Linked DNA regions of Homo sapiens: all the other regions are linked to region 1. A link is a loop called in an ENCODE intact Hi-C map of the cell type or tissue named here. Cell type or tissue: dorsolateral prefrontal cortex. All regions are shown on one strand.

Region 1 (5,000 bases):
TGCCCTCTTTCTCCTGGCATGGCCACCAGCCTCACCCCTTCAAGGCCGCGTTGCAATGACCTGCTGCTGCTCCCCTGGGAGTGACCATGAGGCCTTCGTGGGCAGCCTTTCCCCACTGCCTGGATTCCACTTTAATATGAATTGTTCCCTTTCATGGGTACTTCCTATATGCCAGGCATAGTAATAAGCCCTTTACATGTATCATTAAGCTTTTCAAAATCTCTAGGAGGGAGGCGTTATTGCTCCCCCTTCATAGATGAGCAGGTGCCGAGAGCTTACGTGACTTGTCCCAGGCCACATGGTAAGTAGCAGAATCAGGACTGATTTGAACTCAGGTGCTGTATGGTAAATGCATCTGATAGCAATAACTTAAGCAGACCCTGGGAATGACCTTTATGGCAGATGCACCTGAATGTGTGTTCCAGATTAGGGAATCCGGGACTGGCCAACCAGAGATTCTTTCCTTGTCATCTGAGCCCCTGTCCTGTCCTGTCCTGTGAAACACGAGCTGTACAGGGGATATTGAAGCCCTGAGTTTTGGGTTGCATGAAGGTTGCTAGGGATAGCGTGGAGGTTGTTAGGGGTGGGTGTCAAAAGAAGATGCTATATAAGCTGCATGCCTTTCGAAAGCAGGTGCAGTTATCCAGGCCAGCCCTGCACCAGCAGACTCTCTCTTGTATGTAACACTCCATGTCTCGTTTGCTCTGGCTCTGGGTCTCTTCTTTAGCTTGTTGAACCTGGCGGTATCTACATTGGAGTCAATAGGGTTTTGGCACAACAGGTGTCTCCTTGATTTCTTTGTATTCTCCTGGCCAGCATTTTCCATTGGTCAGGACCCCCTTCTTGTTTCCCCCTTCCCTTTCTCAGTACTGATTAGATCACTATTAAAAAGATCTTGCAAGTAGGGTTTTAATTAAAAACAACAGGGTTTTCTAAGCGGGTTCCGTGATGGGCCATGTGATCAGAAAGCCTTTATCATGGTTTTATGGATGGTAATATCAGGCACGGCCATCATTCAAATATATAGGGTTTTTTTTGAAAGAGAAAAAAATGAGTCTGCTTTATTTGATCATCTGCAAAGCAGTAACAGACCAAGTTCCAGGCACCGAACAATCAGCCAGTGACAAGACTGACAAGGCTGCAGGGTTCGCCTGGGAAGGGCAGTCGGCCAGGACCCGCCTCCATTGTCCTCTAGGTTTGCCAGCCTGGTAGTGGCCCTCAACCTGAATGGCAGCAATTTAATAAAAGAAATTGTCCTCCCACAGAACTGGAACCCAAATGTTGCCGCACAGCCAGAAATTTCAGGAGTGCTTGGGGACACTTACATAGTCAAGGGTCCTGCCCACCTGGCCTCTCAATCAAGGCCAGCTCCCTCCTACCTCTCCCCTCTTCTTTCTGGTTATAGGAACTGTCCTTTTCCCTGTTCCTGATATTTTGGTTGAGACCAGCATCTCTATTCTCTGTTCTTCTCCCCAACATCCTATTTCAGAAAACAACACACTGTCTGTCCTTAGAGGCTCACTCGCGGCCCTTTTCTGCCAGTGCAGCAGACAGCTGTTGTGCTCACGTTGACTTCGCTTCTGTGAGAAACCCCTCCATCTCGCTGCTTAAATAGAATGCATCCAGAGAAAACCCCAGGCAAAGCGGCGCAGGTGCTGAGAGTCAGAAGTAGGGCTGGCAGGCACTGAAGTGGTGAGTTCCACAGGGATGACGGCGGGCACACCATATGTGACAGACGCACAGTGTCCTCAAAGCTGCATCATGAGCTTCCTGGGCTTCACGCTCACTCAGGCTTGATGGAAATCCTATTTTTCTTTCAATCTTATGAAACAGTTCAGAGGAATTCTAATAGGTTTCTTTCTAAAAAACTGTACGTGTATTTTATGATGATAATGATTATTACTGTCATTATTATTATAGATAGAGACAAGGTCTTATTATATTGCCCAGGCTGGTGTCCAACTCCTGGGCTCAAGCGATCCTCCCGCCTCAGCCTCCTGAAGTGTTGGTATTACAGGTGTGAGCCACTGTGCACAGCCCATTATTACTGTTGTCATTACTGTTACTATTTTGCTTAGGCTGTGTATTAGAGTTCTCTAGAGGGACAGAACTAACAGGACATATATATATATATATATATATATATATATACACACACACATATATACAAATAAAGGAGAGTTTATTATTAATTCAGACGATCACAACGTTACACAATAGGCCATCTGCAGGCTGAGGAGCAAGGAGAGCCAGTCCGAGTCCCAAAACTAAAGAATTGGAGTCCGATGTTCAAGGGCAGGAAGCATCCTGCACAGGGGAAAGATGTAGGCTGGGATGCTAAGCCAGTCTAGCCTTTTCACATTTGTCTGCCTGCTTTATATTCTAGCTGTGCTGGCAGCTGATTAGATGGTGCCCACCCAGATTGAGGGTGGGTCTGCCTTTCCCAGCCCACTGGCTCAAATGTTAATCTCCTTTGGCCACACCCTCGCAGACACACCCAGGATCAATGCTTTGCATCCTTCAATCCCATCAAGTTGACACTCGGTATTAACCATCACAGGCTGGTTAAAGTTGGTTTCTGTCGTGGGTAGAACCTCTCACAGTACAGCTAGTTTGAGTAATGAATGGGTGAGGAATAACTAGGCTCACTTGAAGATGATTCAAGTGATTTTTACCACATAGTATGTCCCCTAAGTGAAAGACACTAACATCGACTGAACACTTTCCATGAAACATGCTTTTCCATTTAGACCCTACAGGGCAAGCCCATTCCAACTCTCTTCATCACATGGTATGAGAAGTAAGAAACAAAACATAGGTATGAACGTATATTGAATATGATCAAACTTAAAAGGTAAACAAATTGGAAAAAAAGTAGACTTGCCACATATTTGAGGTTCAAAGACAGACAGCCTTGATCTATCAAAATATGCAAAAATGAAAATTCCAAAAGGAAAAAGACATATGCATAGTCGATTAACATAAAAAAATCTGTTAGCAAAGAAAAGCAAATTAAAATGGCAGTTCGCCCCGGCCAACAACTATCACTTGGGAAAAATTTATCAAAATGATAAAGCCCGCTGTTGGTGCAAACATTGAAGATGGCCTCTCCTGCCCTCTGCTGGTGGGAATTTAAACTACAGTAGTATGGTAAGTCCTTTCTGGACCTTCTTTGAAAATATCAATCAAAAGTCTTTAAAATGGCCAGGCGCCGTGGTTCACTCCTGTAATCCCAGCACTTTGGGAGGCCGAGGCGGGCGGATCACAAGGTCAGGAGATCGAGATCATCCTGGCTAACATAGTGAAACCCCGTCTCTACTAAAAATGTAAAAAATTAGCCTGGTGTGGTGGCGGGCGCCTGTAGTCCCAGCTACTCAGGAGGCTGAGGCAGGAGAATGGCGTGAACTCGGGAGGCGGAGCTTGCAGTGAGCAGAGATCGCGCCACTGCACTCCAGCCTGGGCAACAGAGCGAGACTCCGTCTCACAAAAAAAAAAAAAAAAAAAAAAAATCCCGTCTCTACTAAAAATACAAAAATTAGCCGAAATTAGCCGGGCATGGTGGCATGCGCCTGTAGTCCCAGCTACTCGGCAGGCTGAGGTAGGAGAATTGCTTGAACCCAGGAGACAGAGGTTGCAGTGAGCTGAGATCATGCCACTGCACTCCAGCCTGGTGACAGAGCAAGACTCCATCTAAAAAAAAAAAAAAAAAAGTCTTTAAAACGTTTGTATCTTTTGATCTAGGGATTCCAATGCTATAGCTTTTACCAGGGGAATAATCACAGCTGTGTAGAAATAGGCACACATTTTATTGTGTTTTTATACAATCAATGGAAGAACTTTTTAAAACTAGCTTTCTTCTTGGAATGAAGAACAGTATCCTAAATGATAGATATTAACATTCACTGAGCACTTTCCATATGCCAGGTACTTTTCTAAGAGCTTTACCTGTATTCTCATTCCTGGAGGCGCTCACAGAATACCTGGGGACCAATGGGGCAGCTACACAGCACAGTGAGAGAACAGGGTGGTACTGGTCTGGCCTCAGAGTTTCAAGTAACAGAAAACAACTGAAATTAAAATTAATTTAAAAAAGGGAAAATTTAACCATCTGTAAAGTCTCAGCAATGGATAATAACAGCTAAGATTTACTGAGAGTTTTCTATGGGCTGCTCTAAAGACTTCGCATGTATTAATACTTTTAATCTTTACCCAATCCTGTGAGGTGGGTATTATTCTTAACCCCATTTTGCAAGTGAGGAAACTAAGGCAAAGAGTGGATAAGATGCTTTCTCAAGGTTCAAAGAGTCAGTAATGACAGGACCGGCAATGACAGCCAGGCAGGCAGCTAGCTCCAGAGCTCAGTTCCTTAACAGGATTAACTAAGGCTTGGCTAGATCTGGGAGGCGGCGCAATGCTACCAAGACCTCTTAGCTTGCCTCTCAGTGCTTCCTTCCCACGTGGGCTCCCATTTCCAGAACAGCAGCCCCAAGCCCAAACTGACCTCAGAGCTCACCATATCAAAGCAACCGTGAACATCTTCCCAGCCTAAGACGTGGAGGATGAGAGGTCTGTTTTGGGTCTTGTGCCCTCCCCTAGGACGGGGTCAGTCTCTGGGATCTGAGCAGGACCACTATAGAAAGCAGCAGTGGTTTCTCAGAGGTAGGCAGACACATGTATATCCATATTGAAGACAAGTTAGCTGTGCTCAAGGACCAAAGTAAGCACAGCTAATGGAGTTCCTGCCGTGTGCTCGGTGTTTGCAAGGTACTGGGGGATACCAAGACATGGTTGTTTCTCCCAATCAACTGGGGGAAACACAGGGCAAAAGGAAAATAACAATAAAGCTTGGTAATTCTTGGAAGAGAGACATGAATAGAGTCACTGGAACCCAGGGACAAGGGAACACTGATCAAGGGGCGAACAGGTGCCGGATCTTGAAGGCCTGGCAAGCCAAATTACTAAGAATAGTAACTACTGCTGTTTGGAGGCAAACTATGTAT
Region 2 (5,000 bases), 740 kb before region 1:
TAATAGACAAACAGAGAGCCAAATCATGAGTGAACTCCCATTCACAATTGCTACAAAGAGAATAAAATATCTAGGAATACAACTTACAAGGAATGTGAAGGACCTCTTCAAGGAAAACTACAAACCACTGCTCAAGGAAATGAGAGGACACAAACAAATGGAAAAAAAATTCCATGCTTGTGGATAGGAAGAATCAATATCATGAAAATGGCCATACTGCCCAAAGTAACTTATAGATTCAATGCTATTCCCATCAAGCTATCGACTTTCTTCACAGAATTAGAAAAACCTACTTTAAATTTCATATGGAACCCAAAAAGAGCCCATATAGCCAAGACAATCCTAAGCAAAAAGAACAAAGCTGGAGGCATCACACTACCTGACTTCAAACTATACTACAAGGCTACAGTAACCAAAGTAGCATGGTATTGGTACCAAAACAGTCATATAGACAAATGAAACAGAATAGATACCTCAGAAATAACACCTCACACCTACAAGCATCTGATCTTCAACAAACCTGACTAAAACAAGCAATGGGGAAAGGAGTCCCTATTTAATAAATGGTGCTGGGAAAACTGGCTAGCCATATGCAGAAAACTGAAACTGGACACCTTCCTTACACCCTATACAAAAATTAACTTGAGATGGGTTAAGGACTTAAATGTAAAACTAAAAATCATAAAAGCCTTGAAGAAAACCTAGGCAATACCATTCAGGACATAGACATCGGCAAAGACTTCATGACTAAAACACCAAAAGCAATTGCAACAAAAGCCAAAATTGACAAATGGGATCTAATTAAACTAAAGAGCTTCTGGACAGCAACAGAAACTAGCATCATAGTGAAGAGGCAACCTGCAGAATGGGAGAAAAAGTTTGCAATCTACCCATCTGACAAAGGTCTAATATCCAGAGTCTACAAGGAACTTAAACAAATTCACAAGAAAAAAAAAATTCAAAATGTGGGCAAAGGATATGAGCAGGCACTTCTCAAAAGAAGACATTTATGTGACCAAGAAAAATGTGAAGAAAAGCTCATCATCACTGAGAAATGCAAATCAAAACCACAATGAGATACCATCTCAAGCCAGTCAGAATGGCGATTATTAAAAAGTCAGGAAACAATAAATGCTGTTGAGGCTGTGGAGAAATAGGAACACTTTTACACTGCTTGTGGGAGTGTAAACTAGTTCAACCATTGTGGAAGACAGTGTGGTGGTTCCTCAAGGATCTAGAACCAGAAATACCATTTGGCCCGGCAATCCCATTACTTGATATATACCCAAAGGATTATAAATCATTCTACTATAAAGACACATGCACACGTATGTTTATTGCAGTACTATTTTCAATAGCGAAGACTTGGAACCAACCCAAATGCCCATCAATAATAGACTGGATAAAGAAAATGTGGCACATATACACCATGAAATACTAGGCAGACATAAAAAAGAATGAGATCATGTCCTTTGCAGGGACATGGATGAAGCTGGAAGCCATCATCCTCAGCAAACTAACACTGGAACAGAAAACCGAACACCACATGTTCTCACTCATAAGTGGGAGTTGAACAATGAGAACACATGGACACAGGGAGGGGAACATCACACACCGGGGCCTGGGGCCTGTCAGTGGGTGGAGAGCAAGGGGAGGGAGAGCATTAGGACAAAACTGGGTTTAAATTGAACCAGAAGTCTGGGTTTAAATCCTGACGCTGACTCCTCGAAGCATCTCTTGGCTTCAGTTTCCACATCTGTAAAATGGGGTTCATAATAATACCTACTGAATAGAGTTGCGTGAAGAGCCATGTAAGTTATTTCGTGGAGAACATTTGGAGAAGAGGCTGGCACACACCAATGGTTCACCACCGATGGTAGCAACTGTCCTCAGGAGGGTGCCCCCGGGAAGCAGGGAGGCAAGGCTGGCGGCAGACAGATTGAGCCTGAGCAGGGCCTGGACAGGCATTGCCTCTCAGGAAAAGGGTCAGGGAAAATGTGGTATAGCTCAGGGGAAGAGTGAAAGCTTGGCCTGGATACATCGAGCATGAGCATCGACAGCAAAAGCCAGAGGCCCCGAAGCCAGCCAGGCTGTGGAGGGGGAGCCTTGCCAAACGTGATTAATTATAAACAGATTTACGCTTGCAAATGAGGTTCTCTGCTAGCAACTATTTAGGCGGGGATTTTTTACACAAAGCATCAGTGTGACCTCTCTATGTGCATTTCTAAAGTGATTAACGATTCTCCAAGGTCAAGTTGCAGTGGTATGTAGATTCTTAAAAATCGATCTATGCTCGTTAATGCCACCAATAACTGAAGCTGAGAAACTTAACATTGTTTGCCTTTCACAATTATTGCCCTCCAGTCTGGGCATAAAACGTAGGCCAGGACCTGCCAGCAGGCTGCTTCAGCCAGGTTCCTCTCCGACTGTTCGGGGCCCCTGCACCCACCTCTCCTCCACCCAGAGGGACGTTCTCAGGACACTGATCTAACCTGGTGCACCCAGCACACCCAACCCCACAGCCTTCCAGGGTCAGCTGTGCTGACGGAAGTCCCTGGGGTCACAGGAAAGGTCGCCTGGGAGAAGGGCTGGTGTGGGTCTAGCAGCGAGTCCCCGGGGTAACCTAGGCAAACCCCTTCCTCCTTCTCTGCCTGCTTTCCCAGGTGTAAGTAGGGGACCCAGGAGGGGATCATGCTGTGGTTCTCCACGGCCCTGTCCAGCCTCCCTCCTGGGTCCTTTCCCCTGGCTTGGGCAAGGGGTTGGGGTTGGTGGTGCTCACCGATCGTGTTCCTGTCCCTTAAGTTGCAAGGCCCTCAGTGGTGACCTGGGACCAGACGAGGCTGACTGCGGACGTTGTCCCAAACTTCATGCAGAGGGAAAAGCACCGCTGCCCTCTAGCGGCCTTTGGCCAGAATGACCTTGGGCCGAGGTCCTAAAGGGCTGCCTGTGGGGCTCAGTGAAATCCACATTTAACAGCGCTGAGTTCCCACTGCGTGTCAGGACCCAGTGTGCCCAGTGAGGGGCACATGCCTGCCCATGGGAGACTCACTCCTGGAGAGGGATAGGTGCATGGGTTGGGTGGGCGCCACACATAGCGCCTTTTAGCAAAGTGACCTTAACCTTTCTGCATCCCTACTTCATTCATCGTTATAACTGGGCTAAAAATAAAATGACTTCCTTGCAGCAGCTGAGCACCATGACTATGTCCCAGATCCAGCGCCTGCTCGCTGTTCCCACTGCCCCCAGCCTGGACCAAGCCTCCAGCCTCTCTCCCTGTTCTCCCGGCTCCCGCCTTGCGCTGCACCTTTCCTTCTGCACAGGGCAGCCAGGGGACGCACGGAATCCCGCTGCAATCCGACCACGCCATCCTCTGTCCACCACCCTCCAGTGCTTTCCAGCCCACCTGGAGGAAAAGCTGAGTCCCAGCTATGGCCTCTGGGATCCTACAGGATTTTGGGCTGTCACCTCTCAGGTCTCAGGACCTACCTCTCCCCAGCCCACCACAATGCAGCCACACAGCGCCCAGATGCCTGTCCTGGAACGTACAAGCCTTCCCCGGGAGCTCCCTGCCCCCAGGTAGCAGCTCACCTGACGTCCTCAACTTCAGGTTTTCCCTCTGTGTATCCTCCCTGGAATTTCAATTTCAAATTGCAGCTCTCACCTGACAACTCCATCTCCACTTCATTCTTCTCCGCCACACCTGTTGCTATTACAGTCTACAGTTTACTTATTCATTTCACCTAATGGCTGCCTCCCCCAACCAGAATGTCAGCTCCATGGAGACAAGGACTTCTGTCTGTTTCATCCCTGACTGTGCCCTAGCATCTATTATAGTACATAACTCATTGCAGGTGCTCGATAAATATTTGTTAATTAAACAAACACGTGAGTGAACAAGTTTGGATTAGTATCAGCGAGTGAATCTTGGGCGGGGGGGTTGGCAAATGTTATCTCCTAGTATTGTTTCTCTGAGCTAACATCGAATATGAAATGACCAAGGGCGGGTGTCCTCACTGCTGTGGGGCACAGAAATCCCTTTCTCATAGTTTCCTAACCTCAGCAAGGCTCTTGGGGGGTGGGGACGGGCAGGAGGACATAGAAACTGGGATTGGAAATAAATAGGAGTTTTCCCGGGTGAGGCGATGTCCAAGCCAGGAAGCAGCAAGTGTAGAAGTCACAGAAAGGTGCATAGAAAGGGAGCAGGGTCACCAGGGTGGCTGGGACCAAGGGTGTGGGAGTCCAGGGACCCAGGAGAGAAAAGGAGGAGGAAGACAGGTGGTCACTTGGCACACGACTTCGCATTAAAAGCAAGCTCTGCATTGAAAAGCTTGGGTGGGCTGGGTGCGGTGGCTCACACCTGTAATCCCAGCACTTTGGGAGGCTGAGGCGGGTGGATCACGAGGTCAGGAGATGGAGACCATCCTGGCTAACACGATGAGACCCCATCTCTACTAAAAATACAAAAAATTAGCTGGGCATGGTGGCACGTGCCTGTAGTCCCAGCTACTCGGGAGGCTGAGGCAGGACAATCGCTTGAACTCAGGAGGCGGAGGTTGCAGTGAGCCGAGATCACACCACTGAACTCCAGCCTAGCAAGGGAGCGAGACTCTGTCTCAAAAAACAAAAAAAAAAGCTTGGCAGGGCTTAATGTACAGACCACGTGGCGGTAGGTTGGGGTTGGGCAGGAAGGGTTGGAAACCAGGGAGGTGAGTGAGCATTCTTGTGTTCTAGAAAGGTTGCTCTGGTTGCTGTGTGGAGGCTGGAGGATCCAGGGAGCCCCCCAGGAGGCTGCTGCACTAGTCCAGGTGAGAGCCCATGGGCTGTGGGGGGACAGCAGCAGGAGGGCTGAAGAGGAGGTGGCAGGTGGGGGATGGGAAGCCTATGGACCAGAACAATCAGTAGAAGGGCAGGGGAGTGACAGGCATGATTCCTGGATCTTATATGGCCATGACCTGGATGAGTGGAATGGAATCTACCTCCTGTGTCCCTAAATCACTTTT
Region 3 (5,000 bases), 180 kb before region 1:
TTGGCCGCCAAGGGCAGAGGACTGGCTCAGCATCCTCTTGCTCTTTGGACTTCCTGTTTCTTCTCCATGCCTGAAATAAAAGACGGAAACCAAATCTCTTTCCTAAAAATGGCATGGACAAGTGAAGACAAAAAAGCCAAAAGGTAGCACAGCCTAGTGGGAACAGTGTACTGTCTGACTGGAGTCCACACGCAGCCTCATCATTGCAGCCCTGGGCCCTCTCACTGCTCTGGACCTCTGTTCCCTCATCTGTGAGATGGGCAAAAAATGGCCACCCCACAGGTGGGGCTAAAGTTTGAGTGAGCTGGCCCATGAGGTGCATGCAACAAAGAGCCAGACACATGGGGTGCTTGAAAAATTCTGTTTCCCCTTCCTTTACCCTTGAGAGTGGCAGGTTGTACAAAGAGGCAGAAGAGCCTCTCCCTGCACAGGATGGAAGAGATTGGGCATAGCTGCCCGTGTGCCATGAGCAGGGAAGGACTGTGGCATGCATGCCATCATGGCAGGGTCAGGGCATGCAGGATGGCAGCTGGAGCTCAGACCATTTTCATATGCCTTTCATATACAATTCAGTTTCACACAGATTTATCCACCCAGATGAGTGGTTTCCCCTTTAAAATCATCGCCTTGAAAGCTTGAAACTGATTCCAGTGATGGTACCATTAGCCCTGACTTTCCTGAGACTTGCTTTGGGGGTTCTCCTTCAGAGCCTGTGATATTTTCTTTGGAATACTAAGCAGAGCTGTCTTTGTCCTTTACAGACAAAAATAATTCTGAACTAAGAAAATGACTCAAACACCTTAAAGTGCCCTGCAAGGTCCTTGCCTTCCTTTCCAGCTTCTTTCATGTTCCAGAATTCACCTTATGACTTGAAATAAGTGCTCACCAAATCCAGCAAATGTGGGACCTAGGCCCTCGAGGTGCACATTGTATAGTCGGTGGTTAGAGGAAGACAGCCGCAGGGATTCCAAGCAGTCATTGCTGTCAGTCAGGTTGAGAGATGAGGAGGGCCTTGAGCCGGGAGTGGCAGTGAAGGTAGTGTTGAGAGCTGTGGTGTAGGAAATGGCCTGCACTGAAGTGTGAGATGAGGAAGGAACCTTGAGCTTTCTGACGTGGGTCATCAGGAGGAGGGAGGGTGCACAGAAGGTGGGCAGGCTGGGGCTGAGCAGGAGATGATGAATTTCATGTAGACAGGTGTGAGTTTGAGGCGCCTGTGGGACATTCATGAGAGGTGTCTATGGGCTCCAGGGCTCGGGCTAGAGAAACGCATGTGGGAGACATCTTACAGCTGATGTTTGAAGGATGGGCTTGCGTGAGGCTCTCTAGAAACATGATGAACAGCGAGAAAGGAGAAGGGGTCATGGACACCACCCTGGGGTACACTCCACTGGAGGGAGGCTGGGGCGGAGAAGCCAACAAAGGAATGTAAAGAGGGATTGGATCATATTCCCGTCCTACAGCCAAATAATGGCAGAAGTTTCTTAAAAATCTCTTAGGTTTTCACCGGTTTATATGAAATCCTTGTATTAGTGGAAATGAGTCGTTTCCCCAAATATTATACCATTGCCCCATTTCTTTGCTAGACAAAAAATGTGTACAGCTCTGTCTCTTCATTAAGAAAGAATACGTTTGTATTTAAGAAGAGTTTACCTTCTGTGTTGGGCTTTTTTTTTCTTTCTTTCTTTTTTAATGCACTCCACCACTCTTCATAAAGGAAATAGCTAGAATAACAATAGTGTGGGTTGTTTGTCTGAGGATTTTTGCCTTTCTCTGGCAGGCAATGGTGAGCTAAGCATGTTAACCTTTACAGCTGCGTGACTTAGCAGCCTGTAGGTGTGAGAGTTGGACCAGAGGAAGGCTAGCAGTGAGGATATTCGTAATCACCTGATGCTCTCATCCTGTGGAGGGATGATGAAAGAACATAGGCTTTGGGACTAGACAGAGTTGGCTATGAATTTATACCACTTACTATCTTTGTAAGCTGAGGCAAGAAATCACTGCCATCAGTGATCTCTTCAGAATCAATACCCCACAGAATTGTCTCAAGCGCTGGATGCAGTAGCACCTGTAAGAGCACCCAGCAGAGGGCAGGGCAGAGCAAATGGTGACTCCCTCCCACCAGAAGGATACTGCCATGTCTGTGCATTGTGGCATGCCCTGCACGTGTTTTAGCAACTGATATGTCAGAGTACGGCTCCTCTCCCCACATTGAGGTTGATGCAGCATGCTTCTGTTTCATTCCACTGTCCCGAGTCATTGTCTAAAGACACCAGCGGCCACTCCCAGTAACACTGGTAGCTCTAGCATGGTAGTATCAATGACTAAAGCAATCAGAATCAGCAGGACTTCCTAATTTTTATTGTGTTACTGCAAGAGGATCGGGCAGAAGGCTGTAATGTTCAGTACTTTTATGACAGGCTATTTAATGTCCAGTTAACTTCTTTCTTAATTGGGAATAATAGCTAAGTACCATATCTTATAGTCTGACTAACTCAAATCTTATTTAAAAGGCTTAACTTTGAAAATAAAGAGAAAGAAATACAACACTGTTGGTTTTAAATTGGAAAATATTGTAGCAAATCGTGGTCATAATTCATAATCACTGTTTCGGAATTTTTCCTCAGGGTAAAATAATGAATTAAGCCCAATAATAGCAATATAATTCATTGTTTCACCCAAAGGAACAGTTATTACATATTTCAAAATGGTTGCAGGGTATTATATGATTTGCACAATAAATTTCCCTATATAACTCATGATACAGGTATATTAATGCCTTTGAGTTTGCAGGTGTTTGTGGTCAGGCTGAGTGGAACCAAATTGTTTTCCAAAGTTACATCAAGAAAATTTCTCCCTTTCTAAACACACATTCACTTTACTTGCCTCAGGTAAAACCACCTGCATTTATTGATGTACTCCTTGGGATAATTTTTTTAAAACATGAATGTGGCTTCTGTTTCTTAAATCCACATGAAAGGCGTCTTCCAAGGCCCTGTCCCCTGAGGTAGGCCTGTAGAAACTCCCAGTGGCTGGCTGGCAGGGCTCGCCAGTTTTCAGCTCATGCATCTAGAACAAGGATTGGTGGAATCTGAATACCACATAGTGAGAGCTGGACAGACCCTGGGGAGGTTCCAGGTTTACAGGGGCACAGCAAATGCTGGCTTCCACCAGAAGGATACGGCAGAGTCCGTCTACTGTCACATTATGGGGATCATAGGGGATCGAGGTGAGGGTCACACAGCCAGAAGTGTGAAGGGGTTTGGTACAGAGAAAGCACGTCTGGAAGAGTCCAGAAAGGGCTGGGCAGGGGACTCCTGAGCTATGAGGGCCAGAGGGCTTTCTGGGATGGTCCCCCTGTGCTCCTCAGCTTTTCTTGGCTCTTTGTGACACAAATACTTCTCTTGGCGTCATTTTATACTGAAAGGCCTTTGTAGGAGTGATTTTCTTTTGAAAATTATAGTAAAGAGGATTAGATTAGAAAAGGATTTCTATAACAATATATTCACAATGTGGATTTGTATCCTTTAAACCAGATTAGAAACCTTTTAGCAGGGCTTGATTGGAAAGTCTAACTGACTTCTAAATGGGATAAAGCAGTTGAATAATGATATTGTCTAATGCGCATGTGACACATACCATGTGCCAAGTACTGCTCTGAGCCCTTCAGCATATGTTCATTTATGCAACCCATATGGAGAGAGTATTGCTGGCCCCGTTTTACAGAGAGCTTAAGTCACCAGCCCTAGGTCACATAGGTCCCAAGTCCTAGGCTGTTCAACATGATGCTGTGCTGCCATGGTTGGAGGGTGGGGGAGAGTGCTGGTCTAGCTGAAGGAAAGCATTGTGTTTTGGTAGGAGACCGTAACAGCGTAGAGCAGATGGGCCAATGCAGGGAGCCCAGAGCAGCGGCTGGCAACCACCATGCATGGAGGGCCCAACCTGCCCACCGTACCCACCATCTAGGCCTCTCACCTTCCTTTGCAATTCCATAGGAAAATAAGAATTTCCTTGATTGTGTTCAGGTTTGTCTTCACAAAGCATCTAGATACCCATCTGTCGTGCTGACCTTGGAGACCAGGTCTTTCATTCAGCACCGCACCTTGCAAAGTGTGGCCACAAAGAGACAGATACTAGCTAGTGAGGCTCAGCGAGCTCTGGAAGAAGATGCTATGGGTGCATTTCCCAGTGCCTGGGAGAGTGAAATGGCTGAGAGCCACAGCAGGCCTCTAGGACTTTGAGACTAGAGGGTAGAAGGGGTCCCACAGCATCTGACCGCTCATTTTGCATATCCAGAAACTGACACCCAAGAGATTAAATCATGATAGACAGCCTTCACCGAGAGCTTACTATATGCCATGCACTTTGGTAGACAACTCACATGTATTCACTCATGTATTCCTTCTAACAACCCCACTACTTAAGTACTGTTACTATCCCCATTTTAGTGACAAAGACAGAGACGCCCAGAGATTGTGACCTCCAAAACAGCTTACTGCTTAGAAGGTGAGGGGCTGGAAGTCCAGCCGTGACTTTGCATCCTCAGGGTCAGGCAGAAAAGGATAAGAATCACCACATCTGTCCCCAAAGAAACTGACAGGCCCACCAGAAGCCAGTGACTGGCCCAGCATTGCCCCAGGGTTCCTATAAGGCCCCCAGAACTGGCTCCCATATCCACGTGGTACATCCACCACTATGCCTGCCACCTGGCAACAGACGAAGGGAGGCACACAGGTTTGCCATTTAGACAGCGTTGGAAGCCATACTGAAACCTGGTACAAGTCAGTGTTGTCAGCAGCCTTGCCATGATCTAATTGTCCTGGGCCCTGCCAGCCTCCTTAAGTAATAGTGACCTTGTAGTTGTCTGGGAAATAGGCCTTTTGTTTTTTAAACACAGAGGCGGCTCTCCATTAAAACTCCTGGCCGTTGGCAAACCTCTCTCCTCAGCCCTTAGCACCTTTGATCCTTGAGGCACCTGCTTCTCTTCCTCTAGGGACTAGGTA

Evidence for each region. A loop is a pair of places that touch in the nucleus more often than their neighbours do. Peaks named below come from ENCODE experiments on the same cell type or tissue, not always from the same donor. Only the 100,000 strongest peaks of a DNase experiment are listed, where the experiment ranks them.
Region 2: a loop joins it to region 1, with 4 times the contacts of the local background. A loop is called at or near these places in 2 of 110 quality-filtered maps.
Region 3: it touches region 1 in a loop (4-fold over the local background); 31 of 110 quality-filtered maps call a loop at or near these places.

What each region holds. Positions count from the first base shown.
Region 1 is chr4:4,251,025-4,256,024 of GRCh38, reverse strand. No RefSeq gene overlaps it. Among named protein-coding and RNA genes, the nearest start is that of TMEM128, 5.3 kb to the right of the region's middle. In dorsolateral prefrontal cortex, CTCF peaks have their summits at 1,395 and 3,110 (motif pointing left); DNase peaks (open chromatin) are centred at 1,144, 1,636 and 3,114; H3K4me3 peaks cover 776 bases; H3K27ac peaks cover 2,817 bases.
Region 2 is chr4:4,993,191-4,998,190 of GRCh38, reverse strand. No RefSeq gene overlaps it. Among named protein-coding and RNA genes, the nearest start is that of CYTL1, 24 kb to the left of the region's middle. RefSeq lists an enhancer at 2,712-2,861. In dorsolateral prefrontal cortex, CTCF peaks have their summits at 2,686 and 2,894 (motif pointing left); a DNase peak (open chromatin) is centred at 2,890; H3K27me3 peaks cover 763 bases.
Region 3 is chr4:4,427,865-4,432,864 of GRCh38, reverse strand. The region is part of intron 7 of STX18 (syntaxin 18); the gene reads left to right. Among named protein-coding and RNA genes, the nearest start is that of NSG1, 43 kb to the right of the region's middle. In dorsolateral prefrontal cortex, a CTCF peak has its summit at 2,087 (motif pointing right); DNase peaks (open chromatin) are centred at 2,104 and 3,814; H3K27ac peaks cover 525 bases.